Linked DNA regions of Mus musculus: region 2 is linked to region 1. The links are chromatin loops, found by intact Hi-C in ENCODE. Cell type or tissue: left cerebral cortex. All regions are shown on one strand. Links, peaks and the distances in the headings refer to the core of each region. The heading gives the core; the rest is flanking DNA.

Evidence for each region. Peaks named below come from ENCODE experiments on the same cell type or tissue, not always from the same donor. Only the 100,000 strongest peaks of a DNase experiment are listed, where the experiment ranks them.
Region 2: it touches region 1 in a loop (2.8-fold over the local background); 2 of 42 quality-filtered maps call a loop at or near these places.

The regions. Positions count from the first base shown.
Region 1 is chr8:15,990,162-15,998,537 of GRCm38, forward strand. It overlaps Csmd1 (CUB and Sushi multiple domains 1), which reads right to left. Exons shown (of 70, transcript NM_053171.2): 47 at 2,433-2,621. Among named protein-coding and RNA genes, the nearest start is that of Gm46073, 61 kb to the left of the region's middle. In left cerebral cortex, for the core only: no CTCF peak of the experiment used is centred there; DNase peaks (open chromatin) are centred at 258, 2,538, 4,667 and 5,323; H3K27ac peaks cover 2,948 bases.
Region 2 is chr8:16,208,023-16,216,398 of GRCm38, forward strand. Csmd1 (CUB and Sushi multiple domains 1) reads right to left here. Exons shown (of 70, transcript NM_053171.2): 18 at 3,678-3,866. Among named protein-coding and RNA genes, the nearest start is that of Mir3106, 43 kb to the left of the region's middle. In left cerebral cortex, for the core only: no CTCF peak of the experiment used is centred there; DNase peaks (open chromatin) are centred at 3,751, 4,395 and 8,078; H3K27ac peaks cover 1,760 bases.

The sequences.
Region 1 (8,376 bases), core at 248-8,247:
ATTGACATATATCGTTATTCTATAGACCTGAAAGTTCTCAAAATGTTTATACAGCAAAATGATTAAATGCCCTGTGTACCATGCAGTGACTGCATCTTCATGTCACTTGGGAGAGAAAGCAGCTTCAAGAAACAGGAGTTATGCCCTGTTCCTTTTCTATTGTGGATGCATCCCCTTGTCTTAAAATCATTACTCACTTTTCCACATTTCACAAGTTCACGCGTGGGGAAATGTGTGAGAGAATGGGAGAATGGGCCTTCTGTGGCTATTCATAATCTAAACTTATCAGGGCAAGGGGAGGGGCACCCTCCATTCCATTCATGGAAAATACTGACAGGTCACAGCTTCACTTCCTCTTACGCCCAAATCACTGTTAGGGACTTATCATGGATAAAGCTATTCAAGGCTCTGTTGGACTCTGCACAAACATGCATTAAATTCCTGCCTTCAATAACTCAGAGAGTGATTGACCTTGGACATGTGCTCTATATAGAGAGAGCTACTTTGAAATGAGTTTTCAGGGGTGGGCCTTGACTCCACCATGAATAGCATGTCTTAAGAAGAAGTGATCAGAACACAGATACACAGAAAAAAAAAACCAAAAACCATATGACCACATGAAGAGGATACACCTACATGCCAAAAAGAGCCTCAGAGACACAGCTTCCCCACTGTTTAGTCCTAGACTCTCACTCTTCAAGTCTAAGAAATTATTCTCTGTGTGTAAACATTAAAAGGGTCCTGGTAATAGCAATCACAAGAATACATGAGGAAAACAACAAAGTAAAAAATGTGGAAGTTTGTGTGGACATCCCTAGAAATGATTCTTCTTGTTATGAAAGATGGTGCCCAAAGACTGTCTGCAAAGTCTACTGTCTATGTCCTACAAAAGAGTGACCCTGCTTCATGTGGAAGATGGCTGAACATGAGCTGTGTGAGGTCTTCTTATGGCTGTTAAACAAGATCAAGACCCTCTGAAATAATATGCCACAGAGGAATTAACTATCCTGAGCTTGCCATACTTGAAATGCCATTTTTACCGACAGAACACAAGAGTGCATTTTCAAGAGTTGCTAATCTCCCACCAAATCCCTTACTATTCTTGGTCTGATCTCTGTCTAGATCATGGTATTTAGGCATATTCTGGAAAGCATGCCTCTTTGTAGCATCTATAACAATATCCTAGAAAAGAGATGTGCAGGTAAGTTTGCCAGGATAGCCAGTGGTCTCAGCAGCCAATCACAACTGGAGATCAGACACTGTTCTTCACTGAGTTCTGACAATTAGGAAAGTGAGGAGAATCCATATCTGCACTATTGAAAGTATACACTAAGGAAATGGTGCATACAGCTGGTATGCTCAGCTTACTTCTTCTTAGCTCATAAAATATAGGCTAGCACCAATGTTGCCAAGATAAAATAAACACAGTGCATAGGAAATGCCATCACTTGCAGAAGTTCTGAATACAAAACTGTGACCTTTCTCTTTATAAAAGATGTGTATATTTGAAAGCAGAGTGATGCAAGCCATGAGCCACTTCTAACCAGACAGAAAGTGCTTGTATTGTGTTCTGGGCTACTCCCTAGTTTTTGATCTTGATCATGGTCTAGTCATGATTTAGAAAGCACCAGGCTATCAGCAATTAGGGAAAAAAAATCTATTTGTAAGGATGTTGTTTCTGAAAACTAGAAGCATGAAAGTATTGCCTTCTATATTCTAATTCAAACAAAGGAGAAGATGTGCCTAAGCTTGAAACAACTCACATCTTAATACTTACTTATGATTCAAATAGAAATATACACTTGTACAAACACAGAGACAAAAGCTTTGTGTGGGCTGCTTTTCTTTGTGTGTGCCATTTGTTTCTATATATAATGCTAGAGTTTCATGTGCAATATAACAATCCTCACAACTTGACTCCTGGGGTCACTCTGCACAGTGATTTATTTATCATTCATGGTCCATCTAACTAGTGAGACTCACATAAACACACAAGATCAATTAAAGCAGTTCTTATCACTGAATACATTGTGCTTTATCTGACAAATCCATAAAACCTGAGAAAACTCTCTGTTCTTGGCCACACATGGGTTTGGCTCTGCTCTGCTTGGGCATGATGTATCTCCTATACAAAGAAAACACTGGCCTTAGATCCACCTCAGTTGATGATCCAGCCACTGCTGCATTAAGGTGCTCATTAGAACCACTGTATAAAACCAGAACAGTGGTATTGAAAGTAGCACCATTGGGCATCAAATTCATTTGATTTTATTATATAAAGCAGCTCTGTAAAGACAGGTGCGACATTTACCACTTCAATATCCATATGAGCTATTCATTTCATGCATCTTGAGTAAAATAGACATTTGGAGCACTAAAAGTCTTCTAGAACACTTAATTGCCCTGTGGTACCCTGAAAATCTGGGGCTTACCATCAAACACTTCCAGTGCATCAAATTGCTTTTCACTTTGGAATGTGTCCACAAAGAGTGTGATGTTGAAGTTTGGCTCCACTTTAATACTCCAAGCACATGTCTGGGAGTTAAAATAGTTGCCTGGGTACCCGGGACTGAGAATCACCCCAGAAGACTCTGTTCGCACTTCATTTGCTGGGCATTGTGCTAGAGAGAAAAGAGATGGATAGAGGTCTGCATTAATACAATGAATACAAACATTGATGGGATGGAAGACAGTCTACTGAGCTCTGACTACGTTTAATACAGGACACAGACACCTCCAATCTACTCCAATGCAAAAAGAAAGACAGAAAGCCCATCTTCAATACAATACAACAAGATGTAGCTTTTTGTATAAGAAAAAAATATTTTTATTCCAACCCTTGCTGTACTTGGATAAATAAAATCTAAATATTTGATGTGACCATGTGACTATTTAAGTATGAAGCAAATTTCAGAAACATTGTTCAACACTCCCACACACACCTGCACTGTTTGCCACAGTTTTCAGCAGGATTGGTGATTTCTAAAGTAAAAATTCTTTTATTGAAATAACAGATATTTCAAGTTGTGATTTTTTTTTTCTCCTCATCCTTCAATTTTGATCCAGCTACTTCCAGGCTAATTAAAAAAAATGTAAAATCACCAAAAGACTTCTTTAATGCTATCTCTCATTGCTAAGTTAAATTACATTACAGGAATGCTTTGCTTACAGAGCTACTAAGGGACACTGATCAGTCATAGCATATAAAAAGAAAGTGACACACCAGTGTTACTCACAGTTTAGGCATATCAGTAACCAACTTCGCCCAGAGCTTTTGTCCAAGATGTGTATCTTATTTGGTGAGTTTGCCCGTTTTAATGAGTTGATTGTATGTTACTTACAAAAACATTTCAAACTGAAGATGCTTCCCAAACAGGTGGGGAAAGCTTATAAGATGTGTCATTCCTAAATATTGTCTTGAAGGTTCCCCATTCATTTGGATAGTCTAGCTGAAGCATACTTTAAACCTCAGTAGACTTTTAGACAAAAACATAAGCAATTAAATTTATCACAGGACCATTTAAAATGTTTTGAGATCAAAGTCCTAAAATATCCACAGTACAAACTAGTTAATATCTCTGAAAATAGTTCTAAACTGAAGTCAATGACAGAATTCAGTCTAAAGTCCTATTTCCCCGGCAGTGATGGTAATGACATTGTTAGCCACCAAATGGGGCTGGCACCTTTCAGGTATAGTGGTTTCAATGAGAAATGTTGTTGTAGGTTCAGAAATTGAACCCTTGGTCCACAGTGATGATGTTGTTTCCAGAGGCTCAGCAGGTACAACTTGTTGGAGGACATATGTCACTGGGGGAGCGCTTTGAGAGTACATAGCCACACCCCACTTCCCATTTCTGTTGTTTCTTTGTGTTTGCTGTAAAAGATGTGATCTCTCCATTTCTTGTTCCTGCTGTTCTGACTCCTTGCCATGATAGCCATTTATCTCCCTGGAGTCATTTAGTCAAAATACACTTTATTCCATGAGGTGATTTTTATCGGTTTTACTTTTTCTTTTCTTCACAATGACAGAAAAGAGGCAAATAAAATGGAGAAACCCTTGCCTTGTCATGTCATCTGAGAAAATTGAAAGAATCAGCTTGGCCAGTGAGCTCTCTGCTTTATTCTTCTGTGCAACTTAGAGAAAACTCTGTTCAGTGTAATGTGGAACCCAGAATGCTCAGCAGAGCTGCGTCTCTTTGCTAAACCTCTAAACAATACTCCATTGCTTTGAGACAAGCATACCTAATTATTTGCCTTCCATCTTTCTTCTTAAACTGGGACCTCAAAGTGCTCCACAATGTACAACTGTACTAGGATTGCAGAGGAAGGCACCCTTGCCTCCAATGCTTCCCTATGGGAGTAGAAATAGGTTCCCACAATAAAACTCAACCACGATACCTTTTTATTTCCAGAGAGAGCTTTGCTTTGGAAATACTCCCACTGTTCTCCTCCCTCCCTGTAGGCAACAAACCGCTCCACAGTTTTAGCTTCTGTTGTACATTTTGTCTGTGTGCTCACTAAGATGGAAACCCATTCATCCAGCGACAACATCACGTTGCAAGATTTACTCTGCCAATTGCAGGTTGGGCATGCTGGCATTTTTAAAAAGAACACATCACGTAGGTTGAGTCTTCTGTCTGTGCACACCTGCGTGGGCTTGAAAATAGAGTTCCAGGGATCCCACAGACTTGCTTCCATGTGGCAATGAGAGCCAACACTTATACCATCTCTGCTATAAATAGACGGTTGAAACAGCTACCCCTCAGAGTGAAGTGAGATATGGCAGATGTAAATGTCTTTCTTAAATAGAAGGTGCCATATGGGCAGAGGTATTATAGAAACTGAAAATGTCCTGGCTATGTACTCTCCTGTTCTCAACAGGCAGGTGCTAGCAAGAAGACTCTGTTCTCAGTTTCACTGGGGAAACATTCAGCCATCCTTCCACCTTGTATATCTTACCACTGCAGCTAGAGTTTTAAATGACACTGAACTTCAGACCATCTGGAAGTAGGAAACTTTGCAATGAGTTGCTGAATGCCACCTGGAAAGCCATTGTCACCTCCAGGGCTGCAGCACAGAGCAGCTATCCAAATCAGAAGCAGCCCTAAATAGAGTCATTTCTTCTATTCTTAAAATGGTCTCCTTTGCTTAGTAGAGAGGATGAAATGAAAATACAAGCAAAGCCATATTTATCAAGTTTCTTTAACACTTAACGCTATTATTTTCAGGCACAAATATTATTTTAAAAATATATTTGAACATGTTTCCCAATGAGCCCAAGTGTTTTTGTTTCTTCCTGTCTGCCCTGCTGTTTTCTGGGAACTTACTCCTTCCTGGAGGCTGCTATAAACTGTTGCCAGGAGCAACCCAGCTAGCATGAAGGTTTCACCTTTCTCTTGAAGCTCAATTTCTCAGTTCTCCAGAAGTGATAACTTTAATGCCCTGTGCACCTCAAGAGACATTTGAGGAAACTACTACAGAGAAGGACCATCAGAGATACCTTGTAAAGGAGTTCGCTGGTAACTGGTCCTAGTTCCTTTAGGTAGACACATGGCATGTTATTATTTTTTTAAATGAAAAATCAGCTATGAGGCTGAAAATCATGTAGTACATCATTTAACACATCTTGCAGATCATCAGCCAAAATAACCTAGGCTTAAGAACTTGAATTTGGCTTACTAGTCATTAAAATTAACTCTTAGTTGGGTGTGGAGTGTTCATCTTTAATGCTAGCATTCTAGAGACAGAGGCAGTCAGAAGCAGTGTGGTCTACATAGGAATTCCAGGATATCCAGGGTGACATAGAGTAACCCTTAGGAAAAAAAAATTAAAACAAAAAATAAAAATATTACCTCCTGCCAGGCATGGGAGTACACATTTCTAATCCCAGCATTCTATAGGCTGAGGCAGGAAGATTTTAGTGGACTTAAGGCTAGCCTGGTCTCAATAGTGAGTTTCAAGCAACCAGGACTACATTGTGACACACTGTTCCAATAATATTAATCCATAAAAACACCTGTAGTGTGGGATAACTATGGAAACTAGGAGGAGCCTAATAAAATGGGAGGCTCTGACACTTGAAGCCTGTAGGGGGCTGAGGGTGGGCATGTGGGAAGAACACTGGAATTATTCCCCTCCTGTGTGCCCTCCTGCCCCCTCCACAGGGGCAAAAAGATTTGGATGCCCTTTAGTGAATGATGTCCAGTTATGTTTCTATTTGTCTTGTTTTGCCTTTTAGACTGATTTCTTTATGTAGACAACACCTAAAGATCTGCCTGCTTCTGCCTTCTAGATGCTGGGATTAAAGGACAACCTATCCAGATATATGTTTTTAAGTTTTAAAAATGTTTTCATTTGTGTGTGTTAGAGAGTAAGAGAGAGGGAGGGAGGGAAAGAAGGAAGGTGAAAGATGTGCCACTGCATTCATGTGGAGGTCAGAGGACAAAGACTGAGATTGGGTCCTCAGGGAATAAACTCAGGTGGCCATGCTTGGTGACAAGTACCCATACACACTGAGCTATCTTGCTGACCCAGGTCTATTTTTAATGCGTTTTCTGAAAACTATTATGAGTTCCTTCCTAGTGATCTGTAGGATGAAGTCACTTGTCATTCAAGACCTCTTAAAAACCAGGCTCTGGGGGTGCCAGCTCTCTTTGCACCTCTTCTGTAAAGTACCCAGAGGGCAGCCTGCTCCTCCTTCTTGAGTGCCATGTGCCCTTTTCTGCACCTGGAGCTTTATTCATTGTTTCCTTTTTTTATTTTTTGTTTTTCTGAACATGAGAAGTATATGTTGTCATCTCTTACTCAATTTTCTCTGAACTAAGGTAGCATCTAACATGATAGCATGTTCTCAGCACACACTGAGACCCTCTCAGCACATGGTCTGCAATACTCCCCATTCTCCTCCCATAAAACTCTTGTTAGGTTCAGAGAGCTGGTAAGAGTGTGTCTAAATGCCCAAGGAAGTAAGATTCAATGTGAACACCATTTTCTATCAAGAATGTACTGAGGGACCAACCCCTACTTGAGCCCTACAAAATAATTAGAAAATAGAGAAAGATTATAATTAAGTGCTTAAGTGCTTAGGGTCAGCCATAGACAGGCATTTGAGCCCTTTCAAAATAATGAGTTGCTCAGAGACACACAACTAAGATTTTTCTCAGCTCATCTCCCCTTAAAGAATTTGCTTCAGAAAGAAAAAGAGCTCAGGGTTGGTTGGCACAGTAGTTACAGAGTTGGGAAGTCGTGGGCTTCCAACCTCAGACAAAGTCAAAGTTGAGCCTGTGGGAGGCTGCATGCACAGGTGCCTGTTGTGTACAAGGAATGGAGACGATGGGCCCGTAGTTATGTGGGCTCACTCTGTTTTCTGGATGGACATGAATTAGAGTTCAACAGAAATGGAGTAAATCTGGACAGGACAATGTAATGAAGGGATTCTCCTCATTCTCTTTTCTAGGCTTGTTTTAAGCTTTCCATCCTGACAAACTTGAAAATGGGAAGGTTTGCCTGGGAGTATAAAGTGGCCAAATTTCAACTGTATGTATGTATACTTCTCATCTTGAGAAGAGAATCCCAAGGTCATCACCGCTGTGCCAATACAGACAGTACGTTTACCTAAGAAGATTCCTCAGGTCTCCTAACTCTGCACAGCTTGGCACATGAGCCCATGGTAGACGATGATGAGTCACGGGTCCATCCACTGGTCCTGGAAGCTCATTCTGCCTGAGACTCCCAAGGGTGGCCATGCTCCAGTGCAGTAGCTTTCCAATGCAGTGAGTTCCCTGTACCTTGTGATTCTGAAGTTAAAGTTTATGAGTAATGTAAGGCACTGTGAATAGTGGTCATTCATTCCTTACAGAAGCCCATCTTCTAGAATGGTAGAGATGGTACATTGCTCACAGGTGACGTGGTGCTCCCCATCAGAACCCTGATTGTTTAAAGTACGTTGAAATCACTAGCAGTGAACAAGACGAGGTATCTGACCTCCTTTTACCAAATGTGACTGCTTCCTTCCCACTGTGCTTGCAAATGGCTCCTACTAAATCGCATTTCTTGAGTGATCTAGTTGTATTCTAGTCTCTGGACCAACAAGTGCAGCTTAGAACTCTGTTCTTTAAAACTTGTCTAAGTTCTGGTATATGGTCAGTTTATGTTAGGCGCATATACAAAACCAAAGTGGCTATATTTCATGGTTTATACATTTTTTATTCCCAAAGTGTTAAACACTAGATGCTTAAATCCAGGTGAAGTAGTGATAAAAGAAAAAAAAAAATCTCAGGATGCTCAGTTTGCTCAGTTTGCTTGAGATGGACCCGAAAACATGATGCAGATTGGAGAGATGTAGAAAAGGGCTGTTATATCAATGGTGGATATCAG
Region 2 (8,376 bases), core at 193-8,192, 220 kb after region 1:
CTAAGATCATGACAAGTGTTGTCTAATATTACACTAAAGATTGTAGACTCAGTTTTCATTTCTTGGATCCAAGACATGGGACTTAACATGCTCAGGACTAAGTATCTACCTTCACTGAGGATTGAAGGAGTTGACATATGGGGACTATACTTCAGGCCAGAGTCCTTTTCCATGAGACAAGGTTACAAGAGAGGGAAGAATGGGGTGTCATAAATTATGCTCTCTCTATGTTAGCTACCCCGTAGTAGCCACAGGAGCTAAAGACCCTCAAATCTACACAGCCTCTTCCTTGAGTTATTTCCCTCTACCTACATCATGCCTTTGTTGTCTTCACTCTGTCTTCTATTCCCAATGTCATGTCTTATATGTGGTACTTCTGCCAAAGCCCAGTTCAGCTTTCCTGTGTGTATGATGCTACAGAAGGACTCCGGGACCTTATATGTCCTAGACATGTGCTCTCCCGACAAGCTACAGAGCTTGCTGTGCTCTTCAGGTTTTAGCTGGTATATTTTGGTCTTTTGTTCTAACTGAACTCTGAGATCTTGTACTAGTCTCTTCTTTGAAAAAATTCTATGTGAAATACAAATTCTTATGCTTCATTTTTTTCTTCCTTTTTCTCCTTTTCAGCAATTTGTAAGTGTGTGTGTGTGTGTGTGTGTGTGTGTGTGTGTGTGTGTGTGTATGATACTAAGTAATCAGAGCTGTATTTCAGTTTCTCTCCATTGCAGGATGACTTGTGACCTTTCTATGGTTAACAGAAACAACTGCCTATGTCTTGTTATTTACTTATTTGTTTATATTGGACTCATATTCCCAAAAGAATTATTGGACAGATGCTGTGCAGATTAAGGAAATGTTAAATTAGGACTGCCCACATTTAGAAGGCAAGAACTTATAAACACAATCCACAATCGTTTCCACTATCAAAGATGAAGAACTTTGGCAGTGGGATGCTAAGGTATTTTCCCTGTGTTCTGTCCATGCCCAGAGACTAGTGTTAAGCATCTTGAACTGTGTTTCATACCTCCACTCTCAGCACCGAGCATTCACCCTGATCCCCACATTCTCCTATTCTCTTTTACTTCTTTTGCCTCGAATCAAATTATTTCTCCAGAATCAAGTCTCTTCAGGAAGATAGACTTTGAAAGATGCCTCCCAGGCCTCTCATTGCACATTATAAGTTGTATTTATTTGTTTTGTTTTGTTTTTTTTTCATTACTTATTCCTAGTCATTTTTCTTTCTTCACTTGTGGAAGCCAGAGGTCACTATTCAGCGCCATTGCTTATGGAGACAGAGCTCCATTCACGTGAGTGAATTTAAAGCTGTGTAGAATACTATGCTGATGCTCACTGTTAGAGGGCAATGAACATAATTGTTTTGCAAGTAAAGGTTTGCAGAAAGAATAAACAGTTTGCAAAAATATTTAATAACAACATTTCTAAAATGATTGGTGTATTTGTCCTTTACCAAATAGAAGGGAATGCCTCCAATGCTCAATTTATTCCTTTACAATCATAGCGTGCTAACAATGGCATTAAAAGGGAACAAACGCAGTGCTTGGAGAAGAGAAAGAAAAGGTTTATCTTTTTTTTTTTCAGGTGAGATAAAATATTATAATTCATTCTAATTTATGTTCCCTTGCTGAGTGCTATGAATTTTTAGAGGTTTACATTTCCTACTGATGTATGATTTATTGCAATAAAAAAAAGCCTGTGAGATTCAAGAGATTGTGTGAGATTAGAAAGGGCAAGGAGATTCTCAGAGCTCAGTGTAAATAGCCATGACTAAATAAAACTCTCATGCTGAACTCTAAACTCTCTTGAAATGTGAAGATTTATTAATAACCTTTCATTGTAGGCTTTTTAGTCCTGGATAGGTGCTACAAGGTGGCATAACAAATCACATTAGGGATCCCCTTGGATGGATGAGATTTCAAATTAGCATAAATCTGACTTGGAAGACAAAAGACAAAATGTCTAAGTTTAATGCACTTTCATTTTCTCTAGAAAATCCCATTTATAACTGGCCTCTCGTAACATCTCGGCTAACTACTGATCACATGGCCATTCTAGTAGAGCTGAGCCCCACTTCATTTCTAAGTCATTCCCTGTCTATATATTTGTTTTACACAGAACAGGCAGCACGAGTGATTGCTGAGAAGAATCCACCTCTGACTGTCAACTTCAAATGGGTCAAGCAAATCCTTTCACTTGGAAGCATCATTTCATTACCCAGCCAGTCACCTTGACTATGTGGTGACAATGTGGTGACTGTTTACTGGTGGACAAGGACACATCAGTCACCACCCAGTCCCAAATTTCACTGTTCAATTCCTCATAGCCATAATGGAAAAGTTTGCAACTCAAACAACATGACCCAGTACCCTGGAGGCTGAGGTATGGAGGTTGCTTGATGGGTTGGGATGGACTACACAATGAGATCCTGTCTCAGAACAAAACAAGTAACAAAATAAACATGGTGACCTTAGGAGTAGATGACAATGCTATTACATCCTATAGCATCAAAGAACACTGTCTCAGCTACGTTCTGCCAATAGTGAACAATGTGTGATTTTCCTGAAGAAGGTCATCGTGCCCAGTTTTCCATCCTTTGTGCCCTCCTACTAGATAGTCCCAGAGATGTGGAAATAGCCTGCTCTGCAGTTCTGTGCAGAGTCCAGAATTCCCACTGATCCAGTGTGTTTGCCTGTAAAGGCCTTCATCTACCCTGAGTGCTCCACTTCTTATCTGCATGCACCATGCAGTGGTTAAGCCAGTACTTTGGTACAAGTTCAAGGATTACTAGTTCTTGACAGTAGTGAAAACACACCTTCCCAAGAGCCTGGTATTTGTATCTAATATTTTGAGAGAACCCAAGTGTTTATTACTCATATAACATTATAAAAGGGGTACCTACAGTATGGGAAAAGGAAAGGAAGTCGAGATTACATGTGTATGTAACTCACATTTAAGTATTTATTTTCCATATACCTATATGCTTTTCTAATAATGTTACAACAGGGCATATTCATGAGTAAAGCGATCCAAGTGATCACAAATAAAGCATTTTCCTAACTTTTAGTGTAAAATTGAGAGAAACAGTGATATACAGTAATCTATAATCTATTTCTAGGAGCAGATAAGAAGAGAAGGAAAGATAAATGATGACACATAGATAATCTAAAAGACTATCTGGGGGCCCTTAGGCCCAGCAGAGGTATTCTGGGAAAGGTCAGATGTCAGTAGGACAATGTATGTTAGTTCTGAGGAAATTCTGTATGTGGACCAGGGTCACCTGAGTCGGAAGAGAATGAGACTTGACCATCTGGAGTGTTTAAATAGAGCACAAAGCCTTTTAGGCCTTCTATAAATAAACACTTATAAAAACATATGCGTAAGTGGGCTCTCTCAGTCTCAATGTTTGTCAGTACTGTTGCACAGCAGACCACAATTCTTTAATGTTAATAAAGCTTATTCCAGTTAATAGCACAATACTGATGAGCAACTTTCAAATGTGCTGTGCTTTAAGAGTACAGTTTCTAAAGAGAACACATTCTCTGCTCACGTTGGGTCATGTCAGGTGCGGGGCACCGTGGCCCACATGTTCACATGTCCTCTTGTCTCTACATACGTTTGTTGTACACTAGCTTAACTCTGCCTGCCTGGGCGTCACCTACCATCACAGCTGGGCAAGGCGTGGTTCCACTGATGGTTCTTCTCACAGACGAGGGGCTCATCGTCACTGAGTGTGTACCCAGGGTCACAGCTGAAGGTCACTGTAGACCTGATACCAAAGTTACTGCCATGGCGCTGACCATTTACAGGGATGCCTGGGTCCAGACAGGAGTCGGATTCAAGAGTCACACCTGCATGGGCAAAGAGGACAGAAGACTGAAAGGCTTTCTGGATAATTGAAAAAAAAAAAAACAGTGCCATAACATAAGCGATAATATATTCCTAGATATACACAGACCCAGGGAATCATCTAAGAGAACTCTTCATTACTGAACTGATCGCTTAATATCCAATAGTCATTCACGCAAAAAGCAATGTCTCCAAATACTTGACCTTGTTTTTCAAATGAAAGACAGTCATGTGTTCCTCTTCAGGTCCTAGAGAAATGGTACAACCTTGAATAATTCATCGAAGTCTTTGAATTTTACCTTTGTTCCCCAGAAAAATCAATGGACTGTTAATGGAACAGCAAGCTAGGTCTTATCCCTTCTCCTCTCTCCTTGATTTTATTGTTTGCATTCCAGTTAGGTTTTGGAAGCTTCACTGCCATGCTCCTATACCCGACACACACAGGCAAGCACACATATGAAATGCAGTTTACAGCTGCATGAGTGTGGGTTTTCTAAAAATATATTTTATAGACTTAACTGTAGAATATAAATATAGAACTACAGTTTTAAAATCTCCATGCCATCTGCCACTCGCCCATGCCACTAGATAAGCTGGTATATAAAAGGAAGTAGGTCACCTCATCATGAGACTTTTTTTTTCTTTTCTAGAATAATCTATTCAAGAACATGAGAATCAGAGAAGGGAATGTTATTGCAATGTACTTGTAGTTAGAGAAGTGAAAACTCCCTTACAGGTTTCCCCTCTGGCAGTAAGCTCAGACATGGACTGTGATCATAAAATGTTCTGGCTTTCAGTCTTTCATGGCCCCAACATTGACCTCCTGGATCCTGGGTCTGATCAATTGGACTTTAGTAGAGTGAAGTGACTAGCTGAGCTAGGTTTTCCTTTACGTGATTAAACAAGTGGTTCATAGAATCCAGAGTAACTGTTTAAACAATAATAATGTATCCCTAGTAGTACAGGAGACTGTGACCCCAAAAGGGGTAGAAGTGGCAGGCCACAGAGAGGCTAGCTGGGGTAGGACAGCGTGTGAGTACTGGGCCTTTCCCAAAATTCAGCAGCACCCTGATATCCTGGGTGGATATTTCCTGGGAGTCATTACCATCCTGGATATCCTGGGTGCTTCATTAACCTAGTGATCACCTTGGTTGCTCATAGTTGGAGTTCTCTGAGGGCCAAGACCATCCTGGTTATACACCCTGGACATTTCCTCAGGACTCTTCTGTTATCGGTAGTTTTCTAGCACCAGGACCATTCTGCATACCGCTGTGGGCTCTTAATTACTGTATCAATTCTTTCCAGCCAACAGGCACACAAGTGGAGAAGGATCTTAGTCACCCCTTCAGTGATTCCTTCAGCCATGCCTGTAGACTCTACCTCCTGGAGAACCTCCTCAGGCCTCCATATTCTCTGATAGAGTATGCCTGCCATGCTCTGATTTCTTCCAGGCTCACCCCATATGCTTTCCCTGTCACAGGATGGATGGAGTGTTTTCATTCTGACAGAACTCTTGGAGTTAACAACTGAGCAAATAAATAATCCCAGGGCAGTCTGGGAAATCTGTGAACTTAGAGGTTTGAAGAATGTAGAATTCATAGGCTGTGACTTGAGCATCCCCCAATCAAACCTGGTGTGGATTTTCAGTCACATTCTCAAAAGTTGGAGGTGGCTAGACAGTGATAGGACAAAAAGCAAATTGAAAAGAATTGTATTACTTTTACCAATACTTATTTGCCTTAAATGGTCATTCTAAGTCTTTAAAAACAAAGGGCCAAAGTTTCCATAGATACAAAGCACAGCAACACCCACTGCTCTGTGGCAGGTTACGTGAGCAGGACCAGCAATGGTGAGCACCAGATTGCAGAAGTCTTACCCTTGTCTTTATTCCTTTCCCCTTCTCTTCCCTCTCCTTCCCCCTCCCCTCCCCGTCTCTTCCCTCTTTCTTCTTCTTCTTTCTACCCCTCTTCCTACCCCTCCTATCTCTCTTCTCTTCTCTTCTCTTCTCTTCTCTTCTCTTCTCTTCTCTTCTCTTCTCTTCTCTCTTCTTTCTTTCCCTTCCAATCCCTTCCTTTTCCCTTCATCCCCTCACTTTTCTCTCTCTCCTTTCCCCACCCTCTCCCCTCTTCTTCTCAGTACCCTTCCTGCTCCTGTCCTCTTCACTCTCTGTTCTCCCACTCTTCTCTCACCACACACACATCTCCATTTTCTATGGAATCATATTTTACACTCATAACTTAAACAACATGCTCCCACATTGCTGATGCAGAAATGGCCATGGGGTGATGGCTTTCTACAACATGGGAGGCACTTATTTTGTGAGAAATATTTACAATGAAATTCATGATTTATAATAAGATCCTATTCCATACAAAATTTGCTTAAAATATAGAAGGACTGTTAAACAAAAGCAAACCAGAATTTTGTGTTATCATTCACTTCCAATGATTAGAATTACATTAGAAATTAGAAATACATCTTGAAACACCTAGAAAACCATACTGGATACCCATAGACAAATTAGCTTATGCTGTTTTTTTAATTTTCTTTTTCTTTTTTAAAGACCAATAAACAGTAGTACAGATATGAGTAGAGAAATATGAAAGCAGTATGTTTCAAATTTGGGGTGTGTGTGTGTGTGCTCGCGCGCGCACGCACGTACATGGGCATGTATGTGCATGTGTGTGCATGCATGCATGTATGTGTATGTACATGTATATGTGTATCCCTGTGTGTCCATGCATGTGTGTATTTTGGTAGGATCACAGTCATGTGTTTTATCCTCAAGTTGCCTAAGGCAAGGCTGGTCCAGGAATTCCCCCAAAGCTGGGAGGCGGGAAACCACACACTGGATGCACAAAGAGCAGTAAGGTCAGTCTTGCAAGGATGCACTGAGATTGGTGCTGATCAGGATTGTTGTGTATACACAGCTGCATCCTCTGTCAGAGCTGTATCTCAGCCTGGCCTCAACCTCACATCACAAGGAGAAGATGGATCAGTGGACAGTTTTTGAGCAGAGTGATGCATTTTGGTTTTGTTCTGTTTCTCAGCTGAAACATAGTGCTGATATTTGACCTAAATATGATGCAAACATACTTCTTCTCAGCACATGGCCTTTGTGAAGAGGTGGCAGTGAGTGTATGCGTTGGTGAGTGAAGGCAGGTGACTTGTTTTTATAGTCATCACTATAAAACTATGTGCGCTGTTCACATTCCCATGTGTTTCGAGGTGAGTCCTGCTTTGTGTCAGCTGTCAGTCACAGATTGGGGCAGCTAAGGTGTCAACGTGTACACCTTCCTTCCAAGAAAGTGTCACAAATCAGACACAAAAAGATACAAGAGATCAAATATCTTAACTCTTAAATTTTGTTTGTTATGTATATGTATAAATATATGTAAATATATTGCGTGTGTGTAGATATTTGCCATATATATGAGATACACAAAGAGTTCAAGAGTGTAGTATGTCAGAAACTCTGTAGCTTGAGTTACTGACAGCTGTGAACAGTCAGGTGTGGGGCTGGGAACTGAACTCCAGTCCTTTGCAAGAGCAGGAAGTGCTCTTAACCACTGAGCCATCTCCTCAGATGGCTCACCACATGTGTAGGTATTGATGTGTGTATGAGTGCAAGTATGAATGTATGTATACATACATACATACATACATACATACATATGTAGCACAACTAAGTTTTAATTAATTAATTAATTGGCAATCATTTGGGTTCCAAAGTTAGAACTTATTATCATTTATTTTTAATGGAAAATATTCCTAACCATACATGTCCAAATGTCCGTATAAATAAAATGCAGGGAAATGCATTTAGAACGCCTCTGCATCTGAGTAGCAGAGGTTCTGGGCAGGGAATCGATGGTGGAGAAGGAGAGGAGGCAGGAATAGGTTAAAGAGGATGCAAATATTCCATTTGTGCATTTATAGAATGGTATGTATGTGTAATATATAGCTATCACTGAAAGGTAAGCAATTTGTTTTTGATTATATTAACAGCCATAAATCTCATGCCCCCCACAACCATTGCTCCGTTGGGGCTGCAGCTAGTTCCTGCCAGCCTTCCTCTTCACTCAGATTTCCTGTGAAGGACTTTCAGTGGGGTCTGAGTTTTGGTTGACTCTTGTTAAGAACCCATTCCTGTGAGGCAGCCCTCTGGTAAATACCCAAAGTATATTTATATAACTATGGCTATAACATGATACGTTCACAGCTTCAGAAGCTGAATCACAAAGCCAAGCTGGGAAGAAAACAGCCTGGTCTGCTGAGCACACTGGATCTACCATGGCCTACTGACAGTTAAGTGTTCACAGCAATTACTTGGCATTCACTAAGCACAGCTGGGGTTTAATTCCTGGCAACCTCTGATCTAATGTTCGCCACCCTGGAAAACCCAATTGCGTGAACTCACAGACCAGATAGTTTTCTGCACAGCACCCTGGCCATGGACGCCACTCATCACTCATGAAACTGCTTCAAGAAAACACCCGACAGCAGCAGCGG